Regions from separate parts of the Homo sapiens genome. Here region 2 is linked to region 1. Evidence: chromatin loops called from intact Hi-C (ENCODE). Cell type or tissue: HCT116. All regions are shown on one strand. Links, peaks and the distances in the headings refer to the core of each region. The heading gives the core; the rest is flanking DNA.

Region 1 (11,765 bases), core at 1,474-9,473:
GCATTTCCAACTCTTTGAAAGGTGACTGTTTCTTACCTCTTTATTCCCTGAGGATTGGTAGCTTTGCTGTTTCACACAAGGAGGGGACAAACATATCCCCCATGAACATTTGTCTAAAGTTCATCTCAGCCCTCTCCACACTGCAGCCCCACAGCACGTTCTGAGAGAACCTCAGAGAACCTTCTTCCCTTCGCCAGCTTTCCTCCCCACTGGAGACAACACTCATCTGCATTTAACGTCCATCCCTGAGAGCTTCAAAACAAAGCAGCCCAACCAACTGAAACATCTTTGAAAGGTCCCAGAGGATGTGTGTGCTGCAGGCTTGGCGGAGACTCCGGCAGCCTGACGCATGGGCTTGTGGGCCAGGCCTGAATTCTAGTCCTGTCACTGACTCACTGGGGCAAAACTTCAACTCCTTCCAACTCTAAATGGCAAGTTCCAGACTAACCTCTTCCCTGATTAGATGTTCCAAACCTACCTCGTTAAGCTCTGGAAAATCCCAGTAAAATGGAGCACAACGTTGTCACTGTGAGATAGTGCTCTTGCCTTCACTTTATTCCTTTGAGTCAAATCGACTAATGTTAACGTAGGAGAGAAATGGTTTGTTGGTCTCAAATAACCAAATAATTCGGTAAATGTCACTGAGACACAGAAAATACAACAATCAAGTTTTGACGGATTCGCTGCGTGTATCAACACAAAGCAAAGCTCCCGTCCTGAAAGCAGCATAAGAAGAAAAACAATGTAAAGAAAGAGGAGATTCTGTGCCAAAATGAAATGAGAAGGTGTACACGACAATGCATGAAAGCCATCCAGCATACACAGTCACCTGATGCCTGGCGATGATAGGGCCGCTATGGTGCTAGCAATATCCTCAGACTTTAATTACCACTCTCCTTAAGTTATGAAGTTAAGCACATCCTCTCTCAGACGGGGAAAGACCTCTGTGGGACACCTACTCCATATCAGGCCCTGTGACAGGTGCTTACATACTTTGTCACAGATTCCTCACTCCCAGCCTCTAGAGAAAAGTACCCCTGTCCTTAGTTTTCAGAATGAGAATCTCAGGTTTGTAGAGGTCACCATGACTACAAAGCCACTCAGCCAGAGGCAGATTTGAAGTTCAGGTCTCCAGTTCCAAACACAAATATAGCAGACCCTGATTCCAACTGTGTCTGGAATTGGTGGGTTCTTGGTCTCACTGACTTCAAGAATGAAGCCGGGGACCCTCACAGTGAATGAGTGTTACAGTTCTTAAAGATGGCGTGTCTGGAGTTTGTTCCTTCTGATGTTCGGACATGTTCAGCGTTTTTTTTCTTCTGATGGATTTGTGGTCTCCCTGGCTTCAGGAATGAAGCTGCAGACCTTCGCGGTGAGTGTTACAGCTCTTCAGGCAGCGCGTCTGGAGTTCTCCGTTCCTCCCGTCCGGAGTTGTTCATTCCTCCCGGTGGGTTCGTGGTGTCGCTGGCCTCAGGAGTGAAGCTGCAGACCTTCATGGTGAGTGTTACAACTCATAAAGACAGTGCGGACCCAAAGAGTGAGCAGCAGCAACATTTATTGCAAACAGCAAAACAACTAAGCTTCCACACGGTGGAAGGTAACCCGAGCAGGTTGCCAGTGCTGCTTCAGGCAGCCTGCTTTTATTCCCTTATCTGGTCCCACCCACATCCTGCTGATTGGTCCATTTTACAGAGAGCTGATCGGTCTGTTTTACAGAGAGCTGATTGGTCCGTTTTGACAGGGTGCTGAGTGGTGCGTTTACAGTCCCTGAGCTAGACACAAAAGTTCTCCAAGTCCCCACCAGATTAGCTAGATACGGAATGCTGATTGGTGCATTTACAAACCTTGAGCTAGACACAGAGTGCTGATTGGTGTATTTACAATCCCTTAGCTAGACATAAAGGTTCTCCAAGTCCCCACTAGACTCAGGAGCTCTGCTGGCTTCATCTAGTGGATCTGGCATCGGGGTGCCGACAGAGCTGCCCGCCAGTCCCACGCCATGCACCCGCACTCCTCAGCCCTTGGGCAGTCAATGGGACTGGGTGCCACAGAGCAGGCGGTGGCGCTCCTCGGGGAGGCTCAGGCTGCGCAGGAGCCCACGTTGGGGGTGGGGAGGCTAGGGCATGGGGGCTGCAGGTCCCAAGCCCTGCCCCGCGGGGAGGCAGCTGAGGGCTGGCGAGAATTTGAGCGCAGCACCAGTGGGCCGGCACTGCTGGGGAACCCGGCGCACTCTCGCAGCTGCTGGCCCAGGTGCTAAGCCTCTCACTGCCCCGGGGCGGTGGCGCCGGCCGGCCAGCCGCTCCCAGTGCGGGGCCCACAGAGCCCACACCCACTCGGAACTCGCGCTGGCCTGCTAGCACCGCGCGCAGCCCCGGTTCCCGCCCGCACCTCTCCCTCCACACCTTCCCGCAACCAGAGGGAGCTGGCTCCCGGCCTCGACCAGCCCGGAGAGGGGCCCCCACAGCGCAGTGGCGGGCTGAAGGGCTCCTCGAGCATGGCCAGAGCGGACGCCGAGGCCGAAGAGGTGCTGAGAGCGAACGAGGGCCGCCCCTCGTTGTCACCTCTCACAACCACGCTGTCTCGTAAAAGGGCTGATGTTACATGTGACAAAACAATTAGAAAACAATATAGGGTGTACTGGACATCAGTTATTTTTGCTGCTCAATATCCATTTACCACTCTTTTGATTAAATAGAAGCCAGTGCTCAGTGGGCATATTCTGGTGCTGATGTTTCTACTTTCCAGGCTCAAGAGGTAGAAAATTGTGATCCCACCTGGCCATTGGGACCCTGATCTCCACCAACCACAGGGCCAGCTTCAGGAACAGCTGGATCCACCTGCTCCAATGAAACAGGTCTGATCTTTGTGGCCTTGGCTCCCATTTCAGGCAGCTGTTCCCACAAAGTAGCAAAGATCATCACCAACAGTTGTAAGCACATAACCTACCAGTTTAGCAACCCCAACAGATTTCTTTTTAAATACTTCTTTCCCCAAAACTCCAATAAAAGTCCTGAGCTGAATATGAATTGACCACTTTTGGTCACGTCCCTTTCTTGGAACCAATGGCGTTGCCAGATAAAATACAGGATGCCTCTCTAAATTTGAATTTCAGATAAACAATACATTGTTTTTAATATAAGTATTCTCCATGCAAAAGACATTAATAATAGTAATAAACATAATAGTAGTAAAAAAAAATCATAGTTGCTTATCTGAAATTTAACTGAGTATTTTGGTTTGTTTTTGCTGTTGATGTTTTGCTAATTCTGGCAACTCTTAAGAGCCAATCAACACAGCCAAGAGAGGCGGAAGAGGGTACCTTTAGGCCAGAGCTGGGATACGCACCCACCCCACAGCAGGAAAGTAGGGTCACCTCATCTAAGCCACATGGGCTGATATGGGGAAAAGGATAGGTCCCCAAAAGAAAACCAGGTACTCCTCCAAGGAGAGGGGGGATGGATGTTTAGAAGCCAAGACAACAGATGTGCGCTAGAATTGAAGTGGGTCCCTCTAAGGAAGAAGAGCATATGTTTTTGGCGGAGGTGAGGGGCCTGTGGACCAGCTGAGTGGGGAAGAGACAGCCTGAGCCCACTCCTCCTCAACCTTCTTTGTGTTTTTACCCACACACATTTGCCAGATTGCTTGAAAAAGGCAACAGCTGTGGAAACTGACAGTTTACAGTTGTGATAAATCGCATTAGTAAAGTATTTCAATTAAAGTGATATCTAACTAAAAAACAAGAAGGCATCTCTGAACAAATAAATTAGTCCTTCAATTTGTGGAGCCTTTGTGTGGAAGATCTCAGCCCTTACCTACTCTCCTATTGTTCTGCTTTTCTCCAGGAGAGGGCCTGCCACAGGGTGTGGGGATGCTTCATTATTTCCATTGAGGAAGGGGCGAAGACTAAGGATGCATGCAAAAACACAAAATCTGTAACTAGGCATTTATTTCATTCCCTTTGGGTATTTCTTAAGCACTAAAATCCAAACTCAGTCTCAGATTTGCTGTAATTTCCCTCATTGTGTTTCAGGAGAGAAGGCATTCAAGAGTCTCCCTGTGGGGTCCGCCTGTCCGGCCCCATCAGCGGGGTGGCCAGGCCCCACAGGGCTGTGTTCTCTTTCCTAAGCCAATTCATCTACATCTGTAACACTTTAAAAGGAACTCAGGGGCATGTCTTCCCCAGCAGATGCTTTTTCCTCGGTTTAGGGTTTAGAAAGTCATTCTCCTGCACAAAATGAATGGCCCAGAGACTCACTGAGCCCCTTGTTCTCCTAGGGTCAGGGCCAGCATAACCCCCAGACCGCAGGGGCCCAGGGCCCTACAATGGGCTCCACGCCTTCACCTCCCTTCCCTTCCCACCCCTCCTGCCCACGAAATCACATCCCCCTCTCCAAATTCTCCACTTCAGCTTAATTTTCAGCAGATCCATTACCCTGCCAGTTAGTAATTCAGGACTAATTAGGTGATTGCTTTCATTTATGGTAGCAATTGGGAGGGGGGATGAAATGGCATTGCCCCTATTCTTGTTGGAAAAATAAATTACGCCCATTGTTACTGGAGATCTTATTTTTCCCCCAATCAAGCAAATTAGCAGCTTGGTTCATTTTCCCAGCATTCACTCCTGAGCAGACGGCAGCGCCCTGGAATGTGGCTTAGAGCTGTGTGGTCAGTGCAATTGTTTGGAGCTGTTTGTGCCAACAATGAGAGGACCCGGCTGTCTCCCAAAGGACGAGTGGCACTTGTCTTCCTTAACCCAAGGAGTTGTTGCGAGCGGCAGCCAGGCCGGGCTTCTCAGGAAGACGTACACCGCCATCTAGTGGACACCGGGGATAACTGCAACGTGTTCGTTCCCTGCGTTTTCTTCTGGTCAGTGAGGACAAGCAATTATGTTTCTAGTAAGTTACTAAAAATAGGGTGGATTCTTTCAATCTCCGGGAGCGAGGAAATGTTTGCCTCAATAGCTGTAATGAAAGTGCAATTCAAGGCTTGCATAACGTCTCTTTTCTGGGTAGCTCGCCTCGGTACTGATTTTCTGGTCCAAAACAGGACTGTTGGCATGGTCTGAGTGAGGTGGGGCAGTTCTCCCGCGCTCAAGTCTAAACAGAGGACTGAGAGTGTCAGTACCTCCAGGCAAGTGGCTCCTTTATCTCAGCAGCCTCTCCATCATCATCACCCGTGTCTCACCATAGCAAGCCTATTTCTGAAGTGCGTGAAATACAGGCGTTCAAAAGCTGGCTTGCTCACACCCAGGGGCACAGCCACTTCCCAATGGAAGTCAGAGCCCCCCCAAATCCTAATACTGGGTGCTGAGGGGGTGCTCATTCTCCACCCCCTAACAACATATGCTTTCATGTCTTTTTTCTTTCCACTCATTCTACTTACAGAAACAACACATTTGTCTCTCCCTGGTTTACAACGAGAACCATGATTTGCCTGGGGTTTGTGAACAGGAAGGATAGCAGTGGGGGAACAAATACATCGCAGTATGGGTGGGATTCGGTCAATAGTTCTCTACCACGGGCGATTTTGCCCCCCCCGCCTCCTCCCCGGAGACATTTGGAAATGTCTTGGTACATTTTAGGTTGTCACAACTTGGGAGGCCAATAAATATTGTCCAATGCCCGGGAAAGTCCCCCCACCGCAAAGAATTATTCAGCCCAAAATGTCAATCCTGCTGAGGTTGAGGAAGCCTGGTTTAGGGTAACAAAGATTGCCCTGCAGTAATGGGGTTATGATAACATTGATTGTCCTCAAATGAGCCACACTGCAGAGACTAGATAATTCATCCTCTCCCAAGTCAGTATTTACCACCTTTTTTCTTTTAGACTCTTCCATTTTAAACATAATTTAGCTGTCTTTTTTAATTTTTTTTGTGTGTGCCGCTGGGAAGAAAAAGGATTGAAAGGGGGGAGGGGAAGGCGACAGAAAAGGAGGATTAGAAGCATGACCTGTTTCTCCTGGAAGAGCTCGGCACATTCCTGTCTCAGATGTGCTTTGTGACCGAGCAGGGTACAATTAAAAGCACAATAATTTGCTTGTTATTCAAGTCAGGCATTAGTCCGGGTAATGGCGTGCTTGGTGGAGAGATGGATTTCCTTGTTAGGAGCTAAGCACAGGATTAGCTGAATTCTCCATGGAGAAATCTTGATTTGTTCAAGGTCTTTCATGTTTTCTACAGAGAAGGGATTATGTCTTCTTAAAGAGGTTCCTTGCTTAAAAAGCTACAAAGTATAAGAAAAGGATTTAGGGCAGAGGGGCCTGTGGTTAAGTAGCTGAGGGGTATAGGGAATTTTAGAGCAAAGGATTATTTAAAGCCATAAAGTTCAAAAAATAATTGGTTTAGCACTACTGGGTCAGCGCTGGCAAGTGCGCGGTAAAGGCAGTTAAGCATGAGCTAATATTCATTTTACTTTGACTAATTATTGCATGGGTCCAGGAGAGAGACGCGAAAGAAAACATGGCCCCTCCTTGGCAATCAGAGCGTGCCTTGTTTTTAGTTTCTTTGCCTTACAGGCACACTTATATGTTGGGATGCCCAGAATCCATGCATCACAAGGCCCTTATTACATAAAACACAGGAAAATTGTTCTCTCAAAATAGAACAGCACATGCCGTGCTATCCCAGTGACCAAGAATAAACCACTATTAGTGTTAACTCTATTGATTTCATCAGCCAGAGAGGACATGAAGTAAAACAATCCTGACTGCACCCAATGCCCCTGCCTAAGTCTAGGTGAGCAGTTCTCAGCCAGGGGCAACTCTGTTCCTCAGGGGACACTTGGCAATGTCTGGGGACATTTTTAGTTGTCACTACTGGGGAGGTGCTGCTGGCATCCAGGATGCAGAGGCCAGGGATGCTGCATAACATCCTACAATGCACAGAATAGCCCTCACCACAAAGAATTGTCTGGCCCAAAATGTCAACACTACTGAAATTGAGAAATCCCGGTCTAGACAGAGGTGATGTTTTACTTTTAGTTAGTTAAAGGATTTCAGAATTCTCCCTTCCCCACATCCATAACTGATGATTATCAGATGACCATAATTATTGTTGACTGCCACACTTTTCTTCCCCTTTTCAACACTGGGCCTTGTTACAATTCTGGAAATAAAGTGCTGTCAAGGGAAACCTGCCCTCGGTATGCCAGGGCCATCCAAGATTTGTGGTTGTGCCTCCCTACTCCTTCCACAATGGACACACACCCAAGAAGAATAAAGCTGCCTTCTCTGCAATTTCCCCAGATTCTGAATTTTGAAGACTTTTCTTCCCTTTTCTAAGATTACTGTTCCTCCCTGCATGACAAGTGTTCAGTTAAATCATTTGTCCTGCGGCTTTAAAGGAGTTAAGAGCCCACAGCTTCAAGATATCCATTTTCTCCCTGGTGACTGATGATTCTTATCCCGAGGGAGGTGAATGCCTGGGACAGGAGCTTCTACAAACCTAGTTAAAGCCAAAGGGCTGTGAATCAGGACCATTCCAAGGCATAGCCATCAACTCTCTGGGACATCCTCAAGGATGTACTTAACCTCCAGCTACAGGAGAAGATGGGGGAAGACAGAGGGTTTCAGAAGGGGAGTTAGAGGGCACCTGGAGAATTAAAGGTGGACACACTAAAACTAAACCCTACCCCTGTTGCCTTGCACAGATCAACACAGAACAGCCCCGGGTCCCACCGGCCAGCCCTTCTCTGCACCCTGTCTAAGCTCATCTCTCTGCCTTGCCCTCACTCCCATTCAGTACATTCTCAGTGCAGTCGTCACCATGATCCTGAAAATCTCAAGTCCTATCATGTCACTTCCAAACTCAAAACCCCTCAAATGCTCCCATCTTGCTCCAAGTAAAAGCAAAAACCCTTCTTTTCACTCTCTCCCTTCCTTCCTTCCTTCCTCAATCTTCCTCCCCACAACACACCCCTGCTTCTCCTGGCCTCATCTTCCATTCTTCACCTACCTCACAGTCTTCTCACTTATTCTACCCTTGCTTAGAATGTTTTTCCTCTCCATATCTTCTGGGGCTGATCCCTCAAATCTGCCCAGATGTCCCCTTCTCGTTGGAGGCACGCCATCTTCCTCCTTCATGCTTTATTTTTCCACCACACTTATCATCTTGTAATATGCTGAGAGCTTTAGTTATTTTATTTCTGAGACTTTACCCCACCCCACCCCTCACTCCCAGATTGCAAGGGCAGGATCTTCGTATACTTTGTTTTCACTAGTATAGCTAGGACTAACTATAGTGCCTGACCCCAGGGAGGCACTCAAATATTTGTTGAATAACTGAGCAAATGGACCAGGCTACTTTGTGTCAGAAGCTCTATCACGAAAGTTTCCATCCGCCTCAGTTCTGCTAGTGGACTGGGGAACAGCAAGCTAACCATGAATCCGCTCTAAAGTGTGAATGACAAAAACACTCACTGTGCCTCCTGGAGGCTTGTTTCTTTAATTGTAGCAAAATGCACAAAACATAAAATGTACATCTTAACCTTTTTTTTTTTTTTTTGAGACACAGTCTTGCTCTTTTGCCCAGGCTGGAGTGCAGTGGCGCGATCTCGGCTCACCGCAAGCTCCGCCTCCCGGGTTCACGCCATTCCCCTGCCTCAGCCTCCGGAGTAGCTGGGACTACAGGCACCCGCCACCACGCCTGGCTATTTTTTTTTTGTTTGTTTGTATTTTTAGTAGAGACGGGTTTCACCGTGTTAGCCAGGATGGTCTCAATCTCCTGACCTCGTAATCCACCCGCCTCGGCCTCCCAAAGTGCTGGGATTACAGGCGTGAGCCACCGCGCCCGGTCTTAACCATTTTTAAATGTACAGCTCAGTAGTGCTAAGTGCATTCACATTGTTGTGCGACCCATCTTCAGGACTTTTTCATCCTGCAAAACTGAACCGCCGTACCCACTGACCAATAACTCTTTATTCCCCATCCCACCTCCCCTGCCAACCGCCTTTCTACTTTCCAAAAAATTCTGCAGAAGTGCAGCTGAAGTCACATGGAAGGCTTTTAGGCATGTTCCCTGCCACCTTTGTGTTCTCCCTCTTCCTTCATGTAGCCTTCCCTTTTTTACCCCCTTCCTCCAATGACATGTCTGGGGTAGGGTAAACTAAGGAAGCCACTTCTCCCTAACTTCCTATGGTAACACAAATGACGCTTCCAGCATCAAGTACCCCCCAAATACTTGGAGAAATAGTTTGCCCAATTTGGAGAAAGAAGCATTATTAAATTCCTAACTGAAGAAAAATTCCATTTGAGCCATGCTAGGATTCAGGTTCAAATTTGCATAATCACAAAGCCCACGTTCATGGACACTCTAGCCTCTTGCTTTTTTATGATATAGAAATTCTGGGAAAGGAAGGTCATCTCTGTTGTTAATTAGAAAATCATGATACCTTTGGAGTCTCAATGTTATTTATGAGATGAAAATGGACAGGCACAGTGCATTTCCAACATTAGTCCTGAAAATATTTTCGATGCTACTTTACATGAAAATAACACATAGAACACATGAAAGCAGTGCAGCTGTGACTGAAATGAGGGCAAGAGGCCCCCAACCCTGCCTGCTTGCCAATTCCCTCTTGTACCTTGACTTCTGGCCCTGCAAAGAGGTCCCACAGGGGCCATCCCTAGACCTTGCAGGATTCAGCCCAGGATTGATCTGGATGACCCTGGGCTCCCTTCTAGCTCAGTAAGTTTTTGTTTGCACAACTGTCTTTTCTAGACTCTAATTTCTTAAGAGTTCTTGACAATAGAGCCAATCACAGATCTCCATTTCACCATGGGGCTAGCATTGCCAAGAGATCACCAACATTTGTTTCATGCCTGTCCTAAGAGATTAACTGATTAAATGAGCGTGATTTAGGGGGCAATACACCACACTGGTAGTCAGGAACTCCAACATTCTGCCATTAAATATTTGAATGACTTTCGGCAAAGAGATTTCACCTCTCCAGACCTTTAATTTCTCCTCCTCAAATAAGAGAGTTGGACTACATCAATGTTTCCTAAAGTATGGTGTTTGTACCACTATGGAAATTACACAAAAGGTGGAACAAAGATAAATGCTTTAATATTTTTCTACCAAACATAAAAATACATACATAAGTAGCCCATCATCAGCCCCATGATTTGTTGGATATTATTGCTACCGCAGGGCTAAAGTGGGTGGTACCATGATGATCACATCACACACAAGCAAGGCAAGACCCCGGTGCTTGCACATGCTGTGAAGGTTTCAAACCTGCAGAAATTGTCCCTTTTTCCCAAGCTGTCCAGAAGAATCAATGACACGGATGAAATGGATTGTCAGGGTGGATTTTTATATACTGAACTTTCATGTGCATTGCTGGAAAGACCTTAACAATGCATCAGACCATCACTTCTGATGAATTGTGAATGGACCCAGCGCAGTGGCTCACACCTGTAAACCCAGCACTTTGGGAGGCCAAGGCAGGTGGATCACAAGGTCAGGAGTTCAAGACCAGCCTGGCCAAGATGGTGAAACCCAGTCTCTACTAAAAATACAAAAAATTAGCTGGGCATGGTGGCGGGCACCTGTAATCCCAGCTGCTCGGGAGGCTGAGGCAGGGAATTGCTTGAACCCAGGAGGCGGAGGTTGCAGTGAGCAGAGATGGCACCACTGCACTCCAGCCTGGGTGACAGAGTGAGACTCCATCTCAGAAAAAAAAAAAAAAAAGATTTTAAAATGGTTGATGTGATAAATGACTGCAGTTTGGGAAACCCAACACTTGATTTTAAGGTTTCTCCCACCCCTAACAGTCTATGATGTGTAACGCGCTTCTAGGAAGGCTGCTGTGCTCCATTCCTCCTGCATATCAGTCTTATATATAACCTGTGTTCGTCTCATTAAGGACAAATTTCCTAGTTCCAGAGGGGAAATCTGGAGCAGGCTCTTTTTTCTGTAAATGAATGGGCCTTTACACAAAGAACACAGACTTATATGTACAGGCTTAAACATATGCACACAAACATGCACGCACACACACACAAAAGTAAAGTCACATGATGTCTTTATTGTCAAGTTAGGCCCCAAAGTTATTACAGCATTACGCTAGACTTAGGGTGAGATTCTCACCTACTTGAGACTCTAGGCACGAGTGGCTTTGGTCACTACCTCTCTGTAAAGTTTGTGCAAAGTGGTGACTCTACTTTGCAGTGGCAATAGCAAAAGAAGAAAACTAGGACTTATAGGTGGTCGGCGGGAGATCCATACCAATGCATAAGCAATTTTTCTCACCATTTATTAGATAGCTCATCAAATAGGGAGAATCTAGGCACAAAGTGACACAAGCCAAAGATTTAAGCAACTCCAGTTTGGTTTACGTAGCAACTAAATCATAACATTCTTGAAGCTATTAGCTACCTACTCTATGTTCAGTACTACCCTAAACCCAACTCAGTCTGTGTAAGTTGCACTACTCCTGCCCTGTTTGCAGCTTTGTTCACTCATTCATTCACCCATATTATTGTGTCTACTCCGTATGTGTCAAGCACTGGGGTTATCACTAAAAGCAGTACAGTCTCTGTGTCTAACTAGGAAGATACATGAAACACTTAAATCCAAACACTGATTAAGTGTAAATACCAGTAGTAAAGACAAAAAAGTGCAAGAGCATCTTAGAAGGTGACCAGAAAGATGAGAGGGGCTTCATGGGTGAAGTGAGACTTAGGATGAACCTAAAGAACAGGTGGGATTTGGATAGTCTGCAAGGAAATGAGAATATTCCAGCTGGGCCTATTATATTTGGGGG
Region 2 (11,765 bases), core at 2,617-10,616, 270 kb before region 1:
ACTCAGCAGCTCTGATGAAGCTTTGCAACCAAGAAGGCCTAGAAGGATCCAGGAATAGGAAACAAAAAGTCTCTTTCCATGAAAAGATACTTTTTTTAAGTGTCAGAAATGGATGTCTTTTTTCAACAGGAGAGATCCCAAAAGCACTGAGACGGATTATCCATCCCGTACTTTCTCAAAGAATGGTGTAGAAAAGTTGCAAAAATCAGAATTGAAATTCTCTGGCCATTTATTCTTTCCCACCAGTTTGTGCATTGAGCCTAGCTGCCCCCTTTAAATAATAATAATACATCCAGTGAACACGGGAGGAGACTGACAAAATATTGATCATTTTTCTTAGCAGCTTCAAACCAGTAGTTTTCAAACAGAGGAAGCCTAGAGGGGCCATGTATTAGTCCATCTTAACTCTACTGATACAGACATACCGGAAACTGGGCAATTTACAAAAAAGGTTTAATTGGACTTGCAGTTCCATGTAGCTAGGGAAGCCTCACAATCACGGCGGAAGGCAAGGAGGAGCAAGTCACGTCTTACATGGGTGGCAGCAGGCAAGGAGAGAGCTTGTGCAGGAAAACTACCTCTTATAGTAACGATCAGATCTCTTGAGACTTACTATGATGAGAACAGCACAGGAAAGACTTGCCCCCATGATTCAATTACCTCTCACCAGGTCCCTCCCACAACATGTGGGAATTCAAGATGAGATTTGGGTGGAGACACAGCCAAACCATATCAGGCCATGAAGGTGGGAGAAGAAGGTAAGGAGACTCTGGTGGGACCAGAGTCTGTACTACAAATGCCAGGCCCGAAAAGGTAACCCCTTCTTTACTTTTTATCTGTGTATATTGAGGGGGATCCAGACAATCATTTAGATCTAAAATATCTAAATGACTGAAAAAGACTCAGGTAATTTCTAAACATATTCCTCTAAACCTCACACAGTCAGCTGTAAATTCCTTTAGGATTAGAACCATACGTTATCCATTCCTGTATCCACCATGTCACATAATGCCTTGCACATAGAATATCCTCCATAGGCACTTGGTAAATGAATGAATAATGAACGAATAGTTATGAAAGAACCAGGAGAAAGAAAGAGGAAGGAGATACAGAAAAGAGGAGATAGAAATGGAAGAAGAGAGAAAAAGACAAATTGGGTAGAGAATAATTAACATATAAAATTAATAAATAAAAATCAGAAAATGTGGTGGTTTGTCAAGTGTAAGTGGCTTGACTGATAAAAAGCAATCAGGGATGCCTTGTTCTTTGTCAATGGAAGCGGAAATCATTGCCACACCCTCTCCCTGTACCCTGCTCCTTGTTTATCTTCCTCCCCCACCACAGACCCTACTGAACCATAGAGAAAACAGAAAGGCACATTTCAGACAAAAATCTCTCTTGCACATGACAAATTTATCTTAGTTTCCTTGTTCCTACAGCCTTCTATACGTAGATCTGTAGTTCTAGACTATGGTGGCTGAAATTATTCTGCCTATTTCTATCACCTAATTCTATGCACAAAGATCATTTGCACAGTAGAGCCGCTGTCATATAAGTCTACCCCGCTAATGCACTAGCAGGATTCAAAGTGGTGTATCAGACTCAGCAGCTTTCAAAGATTATTTTTAATGCACTGTAGCAAAGTAAGTGTCGATGGTGCTTTTGACCTTAATTATTTGTGATAACTAGCTTAATAGAACCACATGGTTCTCAGAGCTGAAAAAGCGTATTTCCACAAACCTCCATCAAGTAATAATTATTGATGATTCCAATCTCTTTCAATAAATATTTCAGAGCATCACAGAGTCATGGTGTCAGCAGCAGACATGCTCAAAATGTCCTCCCGGATATGGGCTATTATTTTTTTAGTTGCACAAAACAGAGCTTTTATCCTCCTCCTCAGTGGACTGATTTATTTATCTTGCAAGCCTGTGCTTAAAAATTATAATGTCTAAGAAATTATCACTCCATGTCTTCTTCCAAACAACTAAAACCACTCTTGCCCTCCATTGTGCTTCATTTATGTCAAATGATACCTGTCTACCACCTTCAAAAGCACTATCTCTAGGCCCCGGGGAATAGTTGTATTTGAATAATCCTTGATCTAAACCTGGTATAGACTAAAACTTCTTAAGATTAGTCTGGATAAGCATAAATGAACTCCAAAATACAGCCAGCCCATTGTTATATAACTCATGATCTCAGTTTGGCCTGTCATTAGGTTTCTAAATCACCATGTACAATTCACAATAAAATATTTGTCATGTTACTTACAGACAAAAACTGACATCCCTTTTCCTTTAAAATAACAATACCTAGTTTATCTAAAACTTGTGACTATCCTCTGACTTTTTAGTGATGAAAATAAACACAACAGAATTCAAAATATAAACTGTCAGTACAGGTCAAAGGCTCAGGCCAATTATATTTTACCTCTGAAAGATCTGGATGGGTTACACCCTTCAGTTCAGCTCTGCCATGCTTCAGTAAATGGTGGGCACTCAGTAATTCTCACTGACCTCATGTGCATTAAGAATTAAAAGCTTCAGCTAAGGTTTGGCAGAATATTAAGAATGGAAGCCAAGTTAAAAAAGCAGACACACAGAATCACATAGATCCTACCTCCAATTTGTCTCTCACAATTCCTCATTTCACTTCTATGTGCCTGATTCAGACATTATCTCTGGCCTGGCAATAGCTCTTGCTTTCAAGCAGCTTCTAGAACTGTAAACCAAGGCAAGGGCCATCTATGAAACAAATAAATATATACAGGATCAGATTGACATCAGACTTCTCATCAGCAACTCTGAACATTACAAGATAAAGATGTATTCAAAGTTCTACAAGATTCTTAACCTAAAATTCTACAGCCATACAAAATATCAATCAAGCCTGAGGATAAAATATACATATGTTTAGATATGCACAGCTTCAGAACATTGGTAACCCAAGTGCCATTTGTGAGGAGAATTTTGAGTATGTATTCCAGATAAGAAAATGAAGTTGAAACCAAAAAATGGAAGACATGGGATACCAAAAAAAAAGCTAACCCAGGAGGGCAAGATGCACTGATATTGTTCCTAACAATTCTTTGAACAGTAAGTGAATCAAGGCAGTGACCAGCCCCGGTTACAGCAGAAAGCTGAAGTGATCCTGAAAGGTTTTCTTTGGAAAGAAGTATACTTAGTGCAATAGATGAGCCTGAGTAATTTTAAGAATATGGTAAAAATTCATTTTTAACTTGACAACAATGGCAATAAAATAAATTACATAAGACAATAAATTGATTGATGAAGTCAATTAAAAAAACAAACAAACAGGAACTCTTCCTCCATCATGGTATTTTTTGGAGCCTCCAAAAAAAAAAAAAAAAAAAGAGGAAAGAAAGAAACAGGAGTAGCTACTTTTGAATGAGTCATTCTAAAATATTTTAAAAATGTAACAAAAGTGAACCCATTTGAGTTGGACATTAGGAATTTTCTTCCTCCAATTGTAAAAACATTGTAACACTGGATGTAAAAAGAAGAAAATGAATGCAATGCCTTTAATTGAATTTGTGGTAAACGGTATGTACATGGCCACAGAAACAAATGGTATTTATTGGTCTTTAGTCTTCACTTCAGTAAAAGCTAAAGACAAAGCACATAACAATTACAGTTTCAGAAAGGGAGAGAACTGTTTCACTGTGACTATGTAAAATTAAAGAAGAGTCACCAGAAATTAGGTAGTAGCAGGGCAAGAGAGGAAATAGGAGGAAGAGTAAGAATAGAAGCATAATCATGAGATGTATAAAAGTAACCACAAAGGGAACTAAAAATAGCAGAGTATAAAAGTGGTTGCCTTTGGGGAGTGAAACTGAGGTTGAAGAAGAATAAGCAGAAAAAATATGCTTTCCATTTCAAACTCCTCTTCACTTGGGAAAAGTAAATTAATATACATTATGTATTTCCTTTAAGATGATATAAGTAAAATATATTAACACAGACAAAAGAAACAGGAGTCCTTAAGTGAACAACGCATAGCACGATCAGAACTATTGGTTTCTAAGGGCACACATATGCTTGGGGAAAAACCTCAAAGGACAGATACAAAATCATTCATGGTTCTTACATTTAGAAAGTTAATTACTGGTGATTTTCGTTTTCTTCTTTACAACCTCCTTACATAGTACCTAATTCCTTTTTTGCAATGATCACATATCTTAAACACACAAAAAAGGTTTTACTATTGCAAATCAAATTTTAAAATGTGGCCAGAATCCTATAATTAGCCAATTATAAAATATCCATACACTTGCTTCTAAATTTTGTATATATTTTTAAATATTTTAAATATTAAGTGGGATTATGAATATATATTCTCTATAAAATGGGATCATACAGAACATGTCACAATTTTTTCAAGCTATTTACCATCCATTTATTTACAACATGTTCATGCCTCCATTATATCACTATTGCACAAACTGGCAGGCACATTCACTTGTCCAATATGTCTGTTTTCCCCCGAGTATAAGATCCTGAAGCTAAGAACTATGATTTAATAATTCCGTACCCCTAATCTTTTACCCAGGAAAGGCATGTAATACATACGTTGATCAACCTGACAATAAGTTTGACGTACTTCCCTCCTGTGCATGCAGTTACCAAACATTCCCTTTCAGAAATATTAATGTTCGTGCACACAACAAAAGTAGCAGGGCGGCCGGGCGCGGTAGCTCACGCCTGTAAGTAATCCCCACACTTTGGGAGGCTGAGACAGGCGGATCACGAGGCCAGGAGTTCGAGACCAGCCTGGCCAACATGGTGAAACCCCGTCTCTACTAAAAATACAAAAATTAGCTGGGCGTAGGGGTGGGTGACTGTGATCCCAGCTACTCATGAAACTGAGACAGGAGAATCGCTTGAACCAAGGAGGCAGAGGTTGCAGTGAGCCGAGATTATGCCATTGCACACCAGCCTGGGCAACAGGAGTGAAACTCCATGTCAAAAAAAAAAAAAAAAAGTAGCAGGGTGACTATGCCAATATGATGGCTTCCACATGGAGTTCTCAACAGCATAACTACTGATATTTTGACCTGGGTAATGCTTTATGGTAGTGGCTGCCCTCTGCGTGGTAGCAGGTTTAGCAGCATCCCCAGCATTGGGGCAGTAACATCATTCTCCCAGTTATAACAACTGAAATTGCAAGTTGTCTTCTGGAGGCCAAATTCACCCTGCTTGAGAACTACTAACATAGAGACTGTGTACATCATTCTTGAGCAGCCTCATCAGAGTTCACCTTCAAACCTTTCACTGGGTGAGGTATCCCCTTGCTTAGTCTAGATGTCACCTGGGTGGGATATCTGACCCATCCTTTACCTACTGTAGTCTTTTTTACGTGCAGCCACACTAACAGTTGTGGTTCTCTTTTGAACTATCCAGGAACAGTAGAAAATTGGAATGAGGGTGATCCTCATCTTTTTCATTAAAGATATGACATCAGCATTCCTTCTGCACTGCTACTGTACAATATTTCAGTAAAAATTTAGCCTTCAGAAATTCTAGGCAAGAAAGTGCCATCTCTATGTCTGTAGGCATCCCCAAAACTCCAGGGTATACATTTCAAAGTCTCCCAAGAACTCTTTTCCATGCACTGCTCCATACATTACACAGCTCAGCAAGGATTCAGGGAAGGAATGAGATGTCTTCTCCTCCTGCCTCTCTAAAAGTATATCCCAATCAGTATGAATGACTCTCAAAGCCCCTCTCTTGGCTTTAGGGTAAAAATTCACTCCTCTATTCTTCATGATGGGGAAAGAAAACAATCACTTTTCATCTTTGTATTAGTCTGTTTTCATGCTGCTGATAGAGACATACCCAAGACTAGGAAGAAAAAGAGGTTTAATTGGACCTACAGTTCCACATGGCTGGGGAGGCCTCAGAATCATGGCAGGAAGCAAAAGGCACTTTTTTTTTTTTTTTTTTTTTTTGGGAGACAGAGTCTCGCTCTGTTGCCCAGGCTGGAGTGCAGTGGTGCGATCTCGGCTCACTGCAAGCTCCGCCGCCTGGGTTCACGCCATTCTCCTGCCTCAGCCTCCCGAGTAGCTGGGACTACAGGCGCCTGCCACCACACCCAGCTTATTTTTTAGTATTTTTAGTAGAGACGGGGTTTCACTGTGTTGGCCAGGATGGTCTCGATCTCCTGACATTGTGATCTGCCCACCTTGGCCTCCCAAAGTGCTGGGATTACAGGTGTCAGCCACCATGCCCAGACAAAAGGCATTTCTTACATGGTGGCAGCAAGAGAAAATGAGGAGGATGCAAAAGCAGAAACCCCTAATAAAACCATCAGATCTCATGAGACTTACTCACTATCAGGAGAACAGTGTGGGGGAAACGGACCCCATAATTCAAATTATCTCCCACTGGGTCCCTCCTGCAACATGTGGGAATTATGGGAGTAAAACGCAAGATGAGATTTGGGTTGGGACACAGCCAAACCATATCATTTTGCCCCTGGCCCCTCCAAATCTCATGTCCTCACATTTCAAAACCAATCATGCCTTCCCAGCTGTCCCCCAAAGTCTTAACTCATTTCAGCATTAACCCAAAAGTCCACAGTCCAAAGTCTCATCTGAGACAAGGCAAGTCTCTTCCACCTATGAGCCTGTAAAATCAAAAGTAAGCTAGTTACTTCCTGGATGCAATGGAGGTACAGGTAAATATAGCCATTCCAAATTGGAGAAATTGGCCACAACAAAGGGGTTACAGGGCCCATGCAAGTCTGAAATCCAGTGGGGCAAATTCTAAAGCTCCAAAATGATCTCCTTTGACTCCATGTCTCACATCCAAGTCACACTGATGCAAGAGGTGGGTTCCCATAGTCTTGGGCAGCTCCACCCTGTGGTTTTGCAGGGTACAGCCCCCCTCCCAACTGCTTTCACAGGCTGGCGTTGAGTGTCCATGGCTTTTCCAGGCACACGGTGCAAGCTTGTCGGCAGATCTACCATTCTGGGTTCTGGAGGATGGTGGCCCTCTTCTCACAGCTCCACTAGGTGGTGCCCTAGCAGGGACTCTGTGTGGTGGCTCCAATCCCACATTTCCCTTCCGTACTACCCTGGCAGAGGTTCCCCATGAGGCCCCCACCCTTGCAACAAACTATTGCCTGGGCATCCAGGTGTTTCCATACATCTCCTGAAATACAGGTGGAGGTTCCCAAACCTCAATTCTTGACTTCTGCGCACCCCTAGGCTCAACTTCATGTGCAAGCTGCCAAGGTTTGGGGCTTGCATCCTCTGAAACCATGGGACAAGCTGTACCTTGGCCCCTTTTAGTAACAGCTACAGTGGCTGGGATGCAGGGCATCAAGTCCCTAGGCTGCACACAGCATGGGGACCTTGGGCCTTGCCTGCAAAACCATTTTCTCCTCCTAGGTTTTTGGGTCTGTGATGGGAAGGGCTGCCATGAAGACCTCTGACATGCCCTGGAGACATTTTCCCCATTGTCTTGGGGATTAACATGGGGCTCCTGTTACTTATACAAATTTCTGCAGCTGGCTTGAATTTCTCCTCAAAAAATGGGTTTTTCTTTTCTACTGCATCATTACGCTGCAAATTTTCTGAACTTTTATGCTGTTTCCCTTTTAAAACAAAATGCTTTTAACAGCACCCAAGTCACATTTTGGATGCTTTGCTGTTTAGAAATTTCTTCTGCCAGATACCCTAAATCATCTCTCTCAAATTCAAAGTTCCACAAATCTCTAGGGCAGGGGCAAAATGCACCAGCCTCTTTGCTAAAGCCTTATAAGAGTCATCTTTGCTCCAGTTTCCAACAAGTTCCTCATTTCCATCTGACACCACCTCAGCCTGGACCTTATTGTTCATATCACTATCAGCATTTTGGTCAAAGACATTCAACAAGTCTCTAGGAAGTTCGAAACTTTCTCACATTTTCCCGTCTTCTCAGCCCTCCAAACTGTTCCAATCTCTGCCTGATACCCAGTTCCAAAGTCGCTTCCACATTTTCGGGTATCTTTTCAGCGCCCCACTCTACTGGTACCAGTTTACCTTATTGGCCTGTTTTCACACTGCTGATAAAGACATACTGGAGTCTGGGAAGAAAAAGATTTAATTGGACTTACAGTTCCACATGGCAAGGGAGGCCTCAGAATCATGGTGGGAGGTGAAAGAAACTTCTTACGTGGTGACAGCAAGAGAAAAATGAGGATACAAAAGCGGAAACCCCTGATAAAACCATCAGATCTCTTGAGACTTATTCACTACCATGAGAACAGTATGGGGGAAACCTCTGCCATGATTCAAAGTATCTCCCACCGGGTCCCTCCCACAACAGGAGGGAATTATGGGAGCACAATTCAAGATGAGATTTGGGTGGGGACACAGAGCCAAACCATATAAAGCTTGAATATAATACTTCTTAGAAGACTGCCAATCTCAGTAGTTATCTCCCTTTCCCAGTAATTATGGGCCAAATGGTATCCTTAAAAAATTTATATATTAAAGTTTGAATGTGATTGCATGCAGAGAAAGGGTCTTTAAACAGGTAAGTTAAAATCACATCATTAAAGTAGACATCGTAGAGTGGATCTTAACCCAGTAAGACTTGTGTCCTTATAATAAGAGGAGATTAGAATACAGACAAATACAGAGGGAAGTTCATGTGTTCAAGCTAAGTCAAAGGGAGGTGGCAACCTACAATTCAAGGAGAAAAACCTCAGAGGAAACCCAAACTGCTGATACCTCAAACTCAAACTTGCGACCTTTAGAACCATGAGAAAATAACTTCTATTGTATAAGCCACACAGTCTGTGGTACTTTGTTACAGCAGTTCTAGCAAACTAATACACACCAGTCTTGGGGTGGGGGAATGGTTGAATGAGAAGGGCAGGTTGTGTCTCTGCTTATTAAGCCCTAGAGAGGTATCTAGCCTCGGTTTTTTGTCGCTTCATTTAAATAAGGAACACTTGGACCTTCTTCAACTCTGAGATCTTATCACCAATTCTGGAGCAATAGAAAAAGAAAATTCCGACTTATTGTCATGTTATATATGCGTCTAGTGGGATTTTAACAGCATCCAAAAGGAAAGCCAAATTTTCAGCAATGCAAAGAGAAAAATGGCTCCTTTGTTGTCCATTGCTGCTATACATCTCATAAACACCACTTAAGGCAATAGCACCTTGCCTATATGAACCTGGGTGAAGGTTCTATGATGCAGTGACATGTCTGCTCAGTGATTTCATGGACGATATACCATAAACATGGCTGACTTGTGAAATTATCTCTTTGCATTGCTGGCTAGAAAATTGTTTTCAAACACTGGTCAAGGTCTGGATGGCATCCTTCTAAGTAGACATAAATCACTACCTTGAGTGCTCTGAACAATACTGAGACAGGAAATGATCTTGGCAGTCACTTAACCCAATCCTTCATCTGATGTTTCAGTGACTTCTTTCTGCCTATGGCCATGTTAGGTTATACATAAAGCAGAATGCTTGATAAATATAACCAGACTAGGATTCCATATACAGAAGTCCTATCCAGAGAGTGAATGAAGCCTTATGCATTTTCACACCTAAAACATTGTTTCTAAAGCTGGTCATCAAGATTCTTGGTTGAATAAGAAAACATTATCTACATTTATACTCTACTCCCTCAACACTTTACCATTCTACACCCACTGTAAGACTGGGGTCCACTAGTGAGTAGCATTTAGAGTAAAAAGAAGACACCACAAGAATTTGATAGTCTATTCGTAACCTAAGAAAAGCAGTTTGTTGAATATCTGACCTTGGGCAAGTCCATTAACCACTTTTGACTTTTTGTTTCTTCATCTTAAAACAAGAGGATAAAGAGTAAAGTAAAAAAAAAAAGTAAATAGCCATGAATGTTGCTTTCAGTTGTTAAATTCCCCAAATCTCACAATATGTGGTGTGTGTGTGTGTGTGTGTGTGTGTATTTTTTTTTCCCAAAACCCTTCATCCTATACTATTCTGCTCATCTAATTTTGCCTACATCCTTCTGCTAAACTTCTTCTAGCTATATTACCTAAGTATCTATACCCACAAGCCTTTCCACCCTGGGTGATGTTATCTCTGTGAAGCATCCTCGAAACTACAACTAACTTTCATAAAGACTGGAAAGAAATGCTAAAGGGGTGAGGCAGTGTGTTATTTTTCTATCACTATCATAGCAAATTAATCCACAGAGTGACTAAAAACACAAATTCATTATCTCACAGTTCTGTAGGTCAGAAGTTGAGGTTGGCTCAACTGGTCTCTCTGACCTAGGTTTCACATCTTCAGATGTGAAAATCTAGAGGTTGGCCTTATCAGGAGGCTCTGGAAAGAATTTGCTTTCCAGCTCATTCAGATTGTTGGAAGTTTCCTGTTTCTTGTGATTCTAGGATTAGGGTCCTATCAGCTGGAGTCATCCTTAGCTCCTAGAGAGCTCTCTACAGTTCTTGCACCCTGATCCCTGTATCTCAAAGCCAACAGCAGCTGGTTGAATCCTTCTCATGCTTGAAAACTCTGACTTCAACTTCTGCTGAATCTCCTGTTTCCAGCCAGAGAAAGTTCTCCGCTTTTCAAGGTTCATGTTAGAATGAGTCCATGGGGATAATCCAAGATAGTCCCTTCTCTCAAAGTCCTTAATTACAACTGCAAAGTCCTTGAGACTCAATCTATTCACAGGTTCCAAGCATTAAGACATGGACATTTTGCAGGCAGGGGGCATTATTCTGCCCACCCGGGGTGATGAGAGGAGAAAAGGAACTGGTGGTACAGAAACAATTTTCTCTGTAGTGCTGGTCTGTCCAGGGGCTTTTCTTTTCTCTAATTCAACCAGACACTTATAACAGTAACTCACATTTAATGTACATAATTTTACATGTGCAGCACTTTATTCATGTAGGCAAACCTTATTTTATTGTGCTTTGCTTTATTGAGCTTTACAGATATTGCATTTTTTACAAATTGAAGGGTTGTGGCAACCCTGCATCAAGTAAATGTATCTGTGCCATTTTTCCAACAGCATGTGCTCACTTCACATCTCTGTGTCACATTTTTTAGCAATAAAGTATTCTTTAATTAAGGTATGTACTTTTTAAAGACATACTGCTATTGTACACTTAACAGACTATACTATAGTGTAAATGTAACTTTTATATGCACTGGAAAACCAAAAAACTCATGTGACTCACTTTATTGTGATTCTTTATTGCAGTGGTCTGGAACTGAACTCACAGTATCTCCAACGTATGCCTGTATTTAAATGCATTCCTATTTTTAATCCCCACAAAATCAAATGCAGCAAATCTATTGTTTTCCCCATTTTATATTTGAGGCAGCTGAGGCTCACAACCTTCTCCACACAACAAGTAAATACCTTCTCCACATAACAAGTAAAAGAGTCAAGATTTCAACCCAGTTTCTGTGACTTCAGAGCCCACACTCTCAACATTGTATGTCAGAGAAGTCAGAGGTTCTCAGAGATCCCGTGACTTCGCCAAGATGGTTAATGAAAGTGTTGGAAAATAAATCAGATCTACACTAGCCTTGGCACAACCTGCTCCTCCATCTCACACGTGCTTCATGCCCTTCCGTCAGGTTGCTCCTGTCACACACTGTTATTTTTTGTTTTGTTTTTTTGTTGTTGTTGTTGTTGTTTTTAGACAGAGTCTCGCTCTGTCACCCAGGCTAGAGTGCAGTGGCGTGATCTCAGCTCACTGCAACCTTCACCTCCTGGGTTCAAGCAATTTTCCTGTCTC

Evidence for each region. Hi-C counts contacts between places; a loop is a spot of excess contacts. Peaks named below come from ENCODE experiments on the same cell type or tissue, not always from the same donor. Only the 100,000 strongest peaks of a DNase experiment are listed, where the experiment ranks them.
Region 2: it touches region 1 in a loop (2.4-fold over the local background); 4 of 110 quality-filtered maps call a loop at or near these places.

Annotation. Positions count from the first base shown.
Region 1 is chr9:78,432,700-78,444,464 of GRCh38, reverse strand. The region is part of intron 2 of LOC107987083 (a long non-coding RNA gene); the gene reads right to left. Among named protein-coding and RNA genes, the nearest start is that of PSAT1, 140 kb to the right of the region's middle. RefSeq lists an enhancer at 3,561-7,177. In HCT116, for the core only: CTCF peaks have their summits at 3,872 and 4,819 (motif pointing left); a DNase peak (open chromatin) is centred at 4,794; H3K27me3 peaks cover 927 bases.
Region 2 is chr9:78,699,591-78,711,355 of GRCh38, reverse strand. No RefSeq gene overlaps it. Among named protein-coding and RNA genes, the nearest start is that of PSAT1, 410 kb to the right of the region's middle. In HCT116, for the core only: a CTCF peak has its summit at 6,975; a DNase peak (open chromatin) is centred at 7,042.